2 separate regions of the Homo sapiens genome follow, and region 2 is linked to region 1. Evidence: chromatin loops called from intact Hi-C (ENCODE). Cell type or tissue: thyroid gland. All regions are shown on one strand. Each heading gives the region's core, and the rest is flanking DNA. Links, peaks and the distances in the headings are about the cores only.

Region 1 (6,060 bases), core at 905-5,904:
TGCCCCGTGGGGGACACAGCCACGGGCTCTGGGGAATGAGATGTGAACAGATGGGGCTGGCAGCAGGTGTGATTGGACCTGGGACTGAAACAGCATTGTTCTCTTCTCGCCTCTCTCGGCCCCTTTTCCTTCTTTCATTCGTTTCCCCAGAGCTTGGGCAGTGCTCACGTGGGTGTCTAGGCAGCCGCCCATGCCCACGCTGGGCGAGCCCTCTTCACCCCAGCTGGGGAGTGCTCTGCCAGGTCCACCCTGCTCCCAGCTCTGCTCAGCATGCTGGCCGATTGCTGTCTGGGCCACTCAGGCACGTGACAGTGTCGGGGAAGGAGCTGTGAACTGCCACAGACAGTGCTCCCCGAGGCCCGACGGGCTTTGCTGCTTGGGACAGCTGGTGAGTGGCTGAAGCCCTACTGGCTGGCAGGCAGACGGGGAGGCGGTGGCGCGGTGCTGGGCTGATCCTGCTGTCATTCTAGTCCAGTGGTTCCGGCTGCATGAGAGAATGGAAACTGGGTAGATAAGAGGAAAAAGTAATGAAGAGATAACGGTGCGGGGGCCACGGGACCAGGCATCCTCTTCCAGATCTGCAGGCCCTGAGCCCAATGGAACCGGCAGAAAGCGAGGGGGTGGAGTGGGTGGGCTCGGGGGGCTCTGTCGGGGTCTCCTGGAAACCAGGGGACAGAGGGTCCAGCCCAGGGTTGCAGCACCCTCAGGACAGGCTGGGAGCTTCTTCACAGAGGTGGTGGGGGGACTGTCCCTGGTGGGACAGCCTCGTCCCCTTCCCTGTCAGCCCTTCAGGAAGTCCGGAGAGGCAGTGTCCACTGTCCCAGTGCGTGCGGCACGGTGGCGTGAGAGTTCACAGCCCAGTGCCCTCCGCCTGTCCTTGCAATACCTGTGCAAGGTGTGATCAAGAAGGAAGAGCCGGGTGCTGGCAGGTTCCCCCAGCTGGTGTCGGAGGACAGCCAGGCTCAGGAGCCCTGCGTGCCCATGTGGGAAGTGCCTGACAGCCCCACAGACGGGGCGGTGGAAGCAAGGCAGGCTGGATGGTGGCAGGACCTGGTGGCAGGACCTGGTGGCCAGAGGGGCCCGGAGACAGGGAGTGATCTTGGGACCGACTGTCCTCCTCCCACATTCCCCCAGCTCCTGGCCCCCTCTGGCCGAAGCCCCCGCCCTTCCCGTTCCCTGGGCCCTCATCTCTTCTCCTGCTGGCCGCCTCCCACCAGGCCTGCTCCACCGCAGGCCCTCCCCTGAGAGCTTCCCGCAGTCTCCAGCCTCAGATCCCGGCAAAAAGATTCCGTGTGGTGACCCCTGACCCCACCGATAAAGATGCTGCGGCCTCCAGCATCCTGGCTCTGCCCTGGACCCAGCTCCTCCCCACTCAGTTCCTCCCCACTCAGCTCCTCCTCCCTTAGCTCCTCCTCCCTCAGCTCCTCCTCGCTCAGCTCCTCCCCACTCAGTTCCTCCTTCCTCAGCTCCTCCCCACTCAGCTCCTCCTCCCTCAGCTCCTCCTCCCTCAGCTCCTCCTCCCTCAGCTCCTCGTCCCTCACCTCCTCCTCCCTCACCTCCTCCTCCCTCAGCTCCTCCTCCCTCAGCTCCTCCTCCCTCAGCTCCTCAGCTCCTCCTCCGTCACCTCCTCCTTCCTCAGCTCCTCCTCCCTCAGCTCCTCCTCCCTCAGCTCCTCCTCACTCAGCTCCTCCGCCCTCAGCTCCTCCCCACTCAGCTCCTCCTCACTCAGCTCCTCCTCCCTCAGCTCCTCCTCCCTCAGCTCCTCCTCTCTCAGCTCCTCCTCAGCTTCTCCTCCGTCACCTCCTCCTTCCTCAGCTCCTCCTCCCTCAGCTCCTCCTCCCTCAGCTCCTCCTCCCTCAGCTCCTCCTCCCTCAGCTCCTCCTCACTCAGCTCCTCCCCACTCAGCTCCTCCCCACTCAGCTCCTACTCCCTCAGCTCCTCCGCCCTCAGCTCCTCCTCACTCAGCTCCTCCCCACTCAGCCCCTCCTCACTGAGCTGTTCCTCGCACTGGACTCTGCGGCTGGGTCATCACTCCTCCCCACTCAGCCCCTCCCCACTCAGCCCCTCTTCCCTCAGCTCCTCTCCACTCAGCCCCTCCTCACTGAGCTGTTCCTCGCACTGGACTCTGCGGCTGGGTCATCAGAGGCCCTGCCCTGCCCTGCCCTCCACTGCGTGGAGACGCCACATCGTGAGAAAGCCGAAGCCCCACCATGGCTCATGACACCTGCCTCGGTTTTCTCAGCCTGGCTGTCTTGGGACCCCAGCAGCCACCTGAAGCCCCCATTTGGTGGGGCTGCATCCAGCCACCGCCAACCCACAGCATCAAGGAGGGAAGAAAACAGCGTTCCACAGCTCTGCCCTGGGGGCTGTCCTTCCCTGCCCTGGGACGGGAAACATGTGCCCTGCACAGATCCTCTCCTCTCTCCCCTCTCCTCTCTCCCCTCTCCCCTCCCCTCTCTTGTCTCCTCTCCCCTCTCCCCTCATCTTTTCTTTCTTTTTGGCAGACATAGGACACATTCCTCTCTGCTACTCTCAAATCCCCCTCGTCACACATTATTTTGTCACCTGCAGCTTCTGGCCTCCAGAACGACCCCCAGGATGCCCCCGGGCTCACACCGCCTGGCCCTCCCTCATGCCTGGGCTTGGTCGGAACTGCCAACACCTGGCACGAGAGGGTGCAGTGTATCCAGAATCCGGTCCTGAGGTGCTGTCCTGTCCTCCATGCTGTCCCCAGCCACCCCTCTCGGGTCACCAGCCGCCCTGCCGTGAGGAGGCTCGGGGAGGCCCGTGGGGAGGTGGGAGGCAGGTAGGAGCCAGGGAAGCAGCCTCCTGGGCCAGCCTGTGCTCTGCCTGCTTCCTGAGCTGTGGCCACTACAGAGCTGTTTATTTTTATTGATGTGGCAACTGCACTCTGAGGGAAATTACTGTGTTAGGAAATATTTCCCCGCTACCGCAGTCAATTTTGGTTTCATTTAAAATTCAAAAGCGGTGTTGGCCGCCTTCCCAGGCAGTGGGGGCACACAGAGTCCGAGTTGTCCCTGCCCTCCCAGCCCAGCTGGCTCCCGGGCAATGCAGCCACAGCAGACGCCTCATGGAGAGTGGGATCAGCCACCGAAGTCATGGGCAGGGCGGGGGCAGGGGCCCTTCTGAAATTCCTTCCCCAAACCCTCCCATTTGGGCCATGAGGGTGGATGTCGCCTTTTCTGGAAGGCGGGAAGCCCTTGCTGAGCATCCCCTCCATCCCGGTGCTTGGCTGCTGGTGAGCCCTGGCTCCGGAGCCATTGGGAGCTTCCCTGGGCCCTGACCTCACCCATGGCCGCGTCACCTCCCTCACTGTCCCTCCTGCATGTCTGTTCCTCCCCTGACCCTGTCGTTCTGTTTCTAGCCCCAGGTGGCTCCATCCCTAGCTGCCGGGTCCTCCCCACCTGTGGGACCTCGACTCCGCCCTGTGCTGGGCACAGCTCCATCCTGCAGGTCCGAGCCACTTCGACTCCGCCCTGTACTGGGCGCAGCTCCATCCTGCAGGTCCGAGCCACTCCAATGCCTTTTAGTTTCCTTCCCCCAGAAGCATTCTCAGTTGATGCTGGGTCAGAGCTGTCATGCACTGAGCTGCCCGTGGGGAGGGCAGGTGCCCCGCAGGAAGGTGGGGCCCTGCTGCTCTGGCAGAATGGGGGCTGCTCAGGCCAGGGGGTATAGGGGCTGCAGGACGCCCCCCAGGACGGGTGCCTGGCCTGCCCCAGAGGAGCAGCATCACCTGAGCTCGCACCTGTGCCCTTGCCACCCTGCGTGGGCTGCCCCTGCCATGTGAGCTCCTCTCCCTGCTCTACACATATTTTAAAGGACAGGTGAGTAACCAAAAACCAGGTAGGTGCTGTGCAGAGCCAGGATGTGTGGCCCAGCCCTGAACCACGCTCACTTGCAGGCTGCCCAGGGTCCCCTGGGCGCAGGTCACCCACATAATGGGGCCCGCATCGGGGCGCAGAGGGTGACACCCCAGCCTCCAGGAAGGTGCCTCATGGGTGGCTCAGCCCTGGTTAGCCCCATGGCTAACAAAGCCAGGAATTACCGCAGAGCCTGGGCGTGCAGGTGGCACGGCCTCTGGAATTTGGTTTTGTCCTGTCACTAACTGGATAAATGGCCCAGCAGTCTCACCGTGTTCGTACTGTTAAAGAAGAGTCGCTGGGCTCCCGGCTGCTCAGGGACGTGCCGCGTGGCTGCCATCCTGTGGTAATTCCACATCTAATGTGTTCAGGACTCTCCAGACAGTTTTCCACAGTGGGTGCACCATTGACATCCCACCAGCAGGGCACAAGGGTCCAAGTTCTCCACATCCCCGCCAGCACTGGTCCCTTCCATCTCTCTCTGTCTCTCTCAATCATCTCTCTCCCCTATCTCTCTATCTCTGTGATCTCTCTATCATATCTGCTATCTATTCTATCTCTCTACCTATCTCTATTTGTCTATTTCAATCTATTACTTACCTGTCTGCCACATCTATCTATATTGATGATCTCTATCCTATGTCTATCATCTATATTCATTGATCAATCATATATATCTGTATCATTTATCTATCTGTATCTGCCACTTAGCTAATCTATCACTTACCCATCCATCCACCCATCCGTCCATCAACCACTCATCCATCCGTTGACCCATCCATCATCCGTCCACCCACCCACCCATCCACCCAGCCATCCATCCATCATCCGTCTACCTAGCCATCCATCTATCCACCCATCCATCATCCATCCAGCCATCCATCCATCATCCATTCATCCACCCATCATCCACACATCCATCCATCTACCCATCCATCTGTTCTGTGCAGGAGATGCGTGAGGGGAGAAGAAAAGACACACAATACCTGTAACGGTAAACAACCTTTATTCCACGTAAATGGCAGTGGAGATATATAATAAGCAAATTGCAATGGGAAGGGGAAAAGGGAAAAAATATATATATATTTATATTATATATTATATATTATATAAATATATATAATGTATGTTATAAATATATAATATATAAATATAGTACATATTTAAATATATATCATATATTTACATATTTAAATATATATCATATATTTACATATTTAAATATATATCATATATTTACATATTTAAATATATATCATATTTACATATATAATATATTTATATATTTATATATATAATGTATATTATATATAATATATAAATATATATTATATATAATATACATTATATATATAAATATATAAATATATGTATTTATATATAAATGTATATTATGTATATTTATATATATAAATGTATATTATGTATATTTATATATATAAATGTATATTATATACATTTATATATATTTATATATGAATGTATATTATACATTCATATATAAATGTATATTATATATGTTTATATATAAATGTATATTATATATATTTATGTATAAATATATAATATATATTATATATTTATATATAAATATATTTAAATATATGTTTATATATAAATATATTTAAATATATATTTATATATATTTAAATACATAAATATATTTAAATATATATTATATATTCATATACATAAATAAATATATTTAAATATATATTATATATATTCATATACATAAATAAATATATTTAAATATATATTATATATATTCATATACATAAATAAATATATTTAAATATATATTATATATATTTATATACATAAATAAATATATTATATATGTTTATATATTTAAATATATTTAAATATATTTAAATATGTATATTTAAATATATATATTTATATATATGTATATTTAAATATATATTTATATATAAATATATAAATATATATAAATATATTTAAATATACATATTTATATATATATTTAAATATATATATATGTATACTCACCAGACTATGGAGGATTCACCACCAGACTGGGAAGCAACAGCCTGGGCTCCAGAGTCGGCTGCCTGTCTGTGCACAGATGGGGAGAGGTCTCATGAATCTTTGGCACGGTCTGGGACCTGAGCTCTTTTTGTAACGAGTTGTTTTTTCATGAGGCCTAGTCACAAGG
Region 2 (6,728 bases), core at 921-5,920, 91 kb after region 1:
CGACACTGTGATGGTCGAAACACCGCAGAGGTGCCCACTTTAGTGTGGTTGATTTGTGTTATATGAGTTTCACCAATGGCCCATTGAGTGCTTTGATCTTCCACAGACCCTGATAACAAGAAAAGCCAACGTGGCCGGGCACAGTGGCTCACGCCTGTAATCCCAGCACTTTGGGATGCCAAGGCAGGCAGATCACCTGAGGTCAGGAGTTCAAGATCAGACTGGCCAATATGAAGAAACTCCATCTCTACTAAAAATACAAAAAATTAGCCGGGCGTGGTGGTGTGCACCTGTAATCCCAGCTACTCGGGAGGCTGAGGCAGGAGAATCACTTGAACCTGGGAGGCGGAGGTTGCAGTGGACTGAGATGACGCCACTGCACTCCAGCCCGGGTGACAGAGGGGATTCCGTCTCAAACGACAACAACAACAAAGGCTCAGCTCATGCCGAGGTAAGACGGCGAGGAGGCGGTGGGCACCGCCCGTGTGGGTGGAGTCGGGACCCACATCCCCGGAGGCCTGCGGTGGACCTGTCGCCTGCACACGTGCACAGGGAGGCCTAGTGAGCCCGGTGCCCGTGAACCTGGGATAGGTACGTAAACAGCAGCGCGCGCGTAAGACACAATCCACGGAGAAGCTAAGACAAGGGCACCGGAGCCGCGTCCTTCCACACGGAGTTTGGAACACGTCGAGAATAACGCACACTGAAACCTCGCCGTGCAAGACCCAAGCGGTGACCGGCACACGGTACACGTACGTGCAGATGTGCGAGCCACAAACGCATGGAAACATCACCCGAGAGCTTGATTATTTACATTTCTTTCACATTCATTTGATTTTATGAATTTCGATCGATACAATTTTAACTTTGGTTTCAGTCAACACTTGCCACCTTCAATCAGAGGCACTGAAACGAAAAGTTAAAATTAAAACTGGAGTACGTTAAGGATGAAAAGCACAGGAAGGCATGTCCAGTTCACGACGCCGGTTACGGGGCAGGAAGCTGTGAAACAGGCCGGTGCTCTGCGTCTTGGGGGGCTCCCGGCATCCGCTTTCCGGGGAGGGGAGCGGCTGCTCTCGTTTCTGTGTGGCTTGTCAATGGGGTTGGGGTCGCTGACTCCTTAAATCCTTGGAGCTCAGGGCTCTGCAAGGCCAGCTCTCAGAGGGGACTCCTCCGGGCCCACACCGCCCTCCCAGGTCCTCTTCTGACCAGGAGAGGTCTCAGGGACAGCACCCTGTTCTTTGTTCCTCGGGTGAAGGAGAAAATCAGGGGTCTCCTCCCCGCAGGCCCAGCCCCCGGCAGACAGGGCTCTGCAAGCTGGAGGGCCCTGGGGAATGGAGGTAGTGCTTGGGGTTCCAGAGCTTTGGAGGGAATAATTTCCGAGTGGTTCTCAGGTGGGCAGGCCTGGTGTCAGCACAGCCCTTGATCCTGGAGGGGCTGGTGGCACATCAGCAGCCTCTGGGCACCCACAGCCTGGGGGCCCCACCTCTTCCTGGAGGAACACATGTCCCCAGGTGTCCTCCGAAGTCACACTTGAACCAGCAGCCCCGATGAGAGCCAGCTCCCCCAGGCCTGCCCCCCGCCTGCCAGGCTGCCTGTCCTTCCTGCCGTTCTCCCACCTTGCTCACGTGATGGGGGTGCCGGATCTTAACTGGGATCCCAGGAATCCTCCGTGATGAGGATGGTCCCCAGCGTCTGTCTGGGAGAAAGGAGCAGGGGAGCAGGAAGAGGACTAGAACAGGGTGGAGGCCAACAGGGCAGCCACCTCCACAGGCCCAGGCAGTGAGGCCACACTCCTGCCTAGGACTGTCCCATTGAAGCTCAGGTGCTTCAACTCTGCAGGGAGCAAAGAGGCCTCCAAAGATGAGCCACAGGCGGCTGTGAACGCAGGAAGGGCAGAGAGTCCCAGGCACATGGGCACCTCCTGCAGCCGCATCCCCGCCACGACTGAAGCCTTCGTGTCTTGCGGACGCCGACACTGACATTTAATGTTATTTAAAAACTGTTTCTGAGAAGGCAGAGAAGCACGTGCCACGTTTTAGAAAGAGTTTGCATCCACAATGGAAAGAGTGAAATGTAGGGTCCAGCCCTACAGGGCTTAGCGGGTGTTCTCCCCGTGTGCAGAGACAAGAGATTGTCAGAAATAAAGACACAAGACAAAGAGATAAAGAGAAAACAGCTGGGCCTGGGGGGAACCACTGCCATCAAGACACGGAGACCTGGCTGGGCGCACTGGCTCATGCCTGTAATCCCAGCACTTTGGGAGGCCGAGGCAGGCGGATCACCTGAGGTCGGGAGTTCGAGACCAGCCTGACCAACATGGAGAAACCCCGTCTCTACTAAAAATACCAAAAAAAATTAGCCAGGCGTGCTGGCACATGCCTGTAATCCCAGCTACTAGGGAGGCTGAGGCAGGAGAATCGCTTGAACCTGGGAGGCGGAGGTTGTGGTGAGCCGAGATCGCACCACTGCACTCCAGCCTGGGCAACAACAGCGAAACTGCCTCAAAAAAAAAAAAAGACACGGAGACCAGTAGTGGCCCCGAACGGCTGGGTGCGCTGATATTTATTGCATACAGGACGAGGGGGCAGGGTAAGGAGGGTGAATCTTCTAAGTGATTGACAAGGTGAAGCAAGTCACATGATCACAGGACAGGGGGCCCTTCCCTTTTAGGTAGCTGAAGCAGAGAGGGAAGGCAGCAAATGTCAGCGTTTTCTTCTATGCACTTATAAGAAAGATCAAAGACTTTAAGACTTCCACTATTTCTTCTTCTGCTATCTACTACGAACTCCAAAGAGGAACCAGGAGTGCGGGAGGAGCATGAAAGTGGACAAGGAGTGTGACCATTGAAGCACCACAGGGAGGGGTTTAGGCCTCCGGATGACTGCGGGCAGGCCTGGAGAATATCCAGCCTCCCACAGGAAGCTGGTGGAGCAGAGTGTTCCCTGACTCCTCCAAGGAAAGGAGACTCCCTTCCACAGTCTGCTAAGTAACAGGTGCCTTCCCAGACACTGGCGTTACCGCTTGACCAAGGAGCCCTCAAGCGGCCCTTATGCGGGCATGACAGAGGGCTCACCTCTTGCCTTCTAGGTCACTTCTCACAATGTTCCTTCAGCACCTGACCCTATACCCTCAGGTTATTCCTAGATTATATTAGTAATGCAACAAAGAGTAATATTAAAAGCTAATGATTAATAATGTTTATAATAATGATTGATAATTGTCCATGATCATCTCTATATCTGACTTGTATTATGATTATTCTTATTCTAACTATTTTCTTTATTATACTGAAAGTTTGTGCCTTCAGTCTCTTGCCTCGGCACCTAGGTAATCCTTTGCCCACAGTGAAAATTGTTAGGACTTAAAAAGTGAGGTGGTTATCCCTGCACCTAAAGTTCCATTCCCCAAAGAGATCACGGAAATGCCGTCCTGGAGCAGGGCCCACACTTTCTCTGCCCGGGGCAAGTGTGTAAATGTCTTGGCTCTGTGCCAGAAGCCTGGGTGGCAGCTGCTCCCCTCTGCCCTGATATGCAAATGAGGAAACATGGCCGTGTGTCAATAAAGCTTTATTTACAAATACAGGACTGTGGGCCATGATTCCCTGACCCCTGCTGTACATCCTTGAAAATGCCCTTCACTGTTTTTTCTTTTTTTTTTTTTTAGACTGAATTTCGCTCTCGTTGCCCAGGCTGGAGTGCAATGGCACCATCTCAGCTCACTATAACCTCTGCCTCCTCTGTTCAAGCAATTCTCCTGCCTCGGCCTCCCAAGTAGTTGGGATTACAGGCACCTGACACCACGCCCTGCGAATTTTTGTATTTTTAGTAGAGACAGGGTTTTGCCAGGCTAGGAACTCCTGACCTCAGGTGATCCACCCGCCTCGGCCTCCCAAAAGTGCTGGAAATACCGGCGTAAGCCACTGCACCCGGCCCCTCCGCTGCTTTTAATATGCATATTTACTTTTATGGAAATTTTCAAGTGTATGCAAAAGGAGAAAGATGAGCAGAATGTGTTCTCAGTTTCAGCGATGATCAGCATCGTGTCCTTCTTATTTTTTTCTCTCGCCTATTACTCCTGATCCTCCAGCATGAGGGGAGTGATTCTGACAGGGCTCATGTCTCTGACTCTGATCCTCTATGCGAGAGGAGTGATTCTGACAGGGCTCCAGCACGTGACTCTGTGATCCTCCAGTGAGTGGGGAGCTGATTTCTGATGGGGCTCTCGCCCAGACTTTGATCCTCCAGGGTGAGTTTTGACAGACAAACTTACACGAAGGTCAGGCAGGTAAAGTACAAGAGAGAAGAGGGCTAGTGTCACTTGTTGAACATGGTGAAATCAAAGCCTTCATCTTCTTTCTCTTGAAATAGTCAGTCCTCTTGGTCTGTCCCTATTCTCCCTCTCCCGTAAGGACCCAGCTCTAGAGAATTATTTCCCCAAGTGGAGCAGCAGCATCAGCAAATGATAAACAATACAGGACAGATGGGCTTGCCGGGAGCGGCTGTTGGGACAGGTGGTGACTGTGGCTCTGCTCTGTCCGAGGGAGCAGCCACAGCTCAGCTTCAGTTCATCATGACTGAGTAAGAATTGGGGCCTAGAATCTTCCAATTTTCAAAAAGAGTAGAAATCATTTTCACATAAAATAAGATTTCAAGTGAAAATGATTAAGTATTGGTTCTGTCAACCAAGAATAAAATTCTAAGACCCCCAACCAATTGAATGGAGCCGCTTCTCAACCAAGGGCACCCCAAAGTAACCCAGGAAAACGAGCTCAGGTCCTGATGGGAAGAGGGTTTGGACAAGCCCCTTAGACTCTCCTCCCTTTGGAATTCTGGAACACTAAAACACAGATGTTAAGTCTGACCAAACAGACTCTTTTGTAGAGATAAAATGCATCCAAAATGACAGTTAGCAGGTCCCTAAAGAAGTTAAGTATTTTACCCCAAAATGTATTTCATTGATGTATTTTGAAATGGCTTGCAATGCTGTGTCTTGTGGGGGAACTCAACATTCTGTAGAGACTTCCCTTTCTTTTGGAGGTCTTTTCTGATCCAGACAAGATTAACCAGAAGTCTGGCCCCTTTTTAAGTCTGATAAGAAACATTTACAATCTCCTCCTTCTGAAGCTCCTTCTGAAGCCCGCTACCTGGAGGCTTCATCTGCATCATAAAACCTCGGTCTCCACAACCCTTTATCTTAACCAGATGCTCCTTTCTATTCATACCAGGTCTTTAGATAATAACTTAACTCTTTCAACCAATTACCAATCAGAAAATCTTTGAATCCGCCCATGGCCTGGAAGTCCCCACTTCCGGTCCTCCCGCCTTTTGGACTGAACCAGTGCACACCTGACATGTGTGCATTGATTCCTTCTCCCTAAAACATACACATCCAGCAGGCTGCACGCCTGCACGCTAAGCATGGAACGCAGGGGCACCGGCCGCGATGACAACACCGCGTGGACCCACATGCGCCTTTGCGATCTTCACGCTGGGTGTCCACCATGGAAGCCGTCCTGGAACTTCTAACATGGCCCCATCTCGTTGCGGCTGTCTGCTGTTTCTGTCCCCATGAGGGAGGGCGAACTCCTGAGTTTACGCAATCCACCCACCTGGGCCTCCCAAGTGTTGGGATTACAGGCATGAACCACCGCACCTGCCTTAATATTTCATTTATTCTTTAAAATCAACTTTGAGGGGTGAAATTTATATAAAATGAAATGCATCCATGTGATCTTTGCATTTTGGCCCATTTTGACTGATGGAGACCCCTGGGTGACCCCATCCTTTTCCAGCAGAGAACACTGCTGCCCTGGAACTGTCCCAGGCAGGCCCCTTCCCTGTGAGCCCCGACCCTCAGCCTCCACCCAGGATGAATTTTGCCTTCCGTGGAATTCTGTGTGCAGGAATCACGCAGACACTCTCTTCCATGTGTGGCTCCGAGGCTCAGCATGAGCCTCTACATCTCACCACGTTGTTAGGTGTGGAAGGGTCCACTCCTCCCTGTTTCTAAGTATTCCGTGATGTGGGTGGAGTCTGCCCTGCTCATCCATTCACCTGCTGACGCATATGAGGCTACTGTGAGTAACGCCGCTGTGAACGTTTGTGTGGAAGCCTTTGCATGTACGCATGTCTCATTTATTTTGAGAAAAACACCTGGGAGTGGAATAGGGGGGACACTGGAGGGGGGACACGGGGGACACTGGAGGGGACAGTGGAGGGGGACAGTGGAGGGGGAACACTGGAGGGGGAACACTGGGGGGACGCTGGAGGGGGACACTGGAGGGGGGACGCTGGAGGGGGGACACTGGAAGGGGGGACACTGGAGTGGGTTTCGGGCCTTCAGAAGGAGCTGCCGGTTTTCCAAAGTGGCTGCACCGATTCACAGTCCTGCCAGCCATGTCCGAGAGTTGCATCTGTGCCATGTCCTTGTCAACATTTGGTATTGTCAGCCTGCACCTTTCAGCCACCCCAGTGGGCACAGAGCCCCATCTCACTGTGGGTTGAATTTGCATCTCCCTGGACTGTGGGGAGCACATTTCATGAGCTTGCTGGCGCAGGCCAGTCTTCTCCTGGGTAGTGTCTGTTCATGTCGCGCCCTGTCCTTTAGCTGAGAGCTGGAACGGGGGGCTTCAGCAGCTGTCCAGGTGGTGGCTATGAGGAGCAGGGGGGCAGCCATGCCTTGAAGACTTGATGGGGCCAGTGAGCCTGCTCCTGCCACAGCTCAGG

The links. Hi-C counts contacts between places; a loop is a spot of excess contacts. Peaks named below come from ENCODE experiments on the same cell type or tissue, not always from the same donor. Only the 100,000 strongest peaks of a DNase experiment are listed, where the experiment ranks them.
Region 2: it touches region 1 in a loop (2.3-fold over the local background); 2 of 110 quality-filtered maps call a loop at or near these places.

Annotation. Positions count from the first base shown.
Region 1 is chr12:132,159,882-132,165,941 of GRCh38, forward strand. No RefSeq gene overlaps it. Among named protein-coding and RNA genes, the nearest start is that of NOC4L, 18 kb to the left of the region's middle. In thyroid gland, for the core only: no CTCF peak of the experiment used is centred there; a DNase peak (open chromatin) is centred at 3,021; H3K4me3 peaks cover 605 bases.
Region 2 is chr12:132,250,376-132,257,103 of GRCh38, forward strand. The region is part of intron 5 of GALNT9 (polypeptide N-acetylgalactosaminyltransferase 9); the gene reads right to left. Among named protein-coding and RNA genes, the nearest start is that of GALNT9-AS1, 22 kb to the right of the region's middle. RefSeq lists enhancers at 4,931-5,451, 5,452-5,971. In thyroid gland, for the core only: no CTCF peak of the experiment used is centred there; a DNase peak (open chromatin) is centred at 2,806.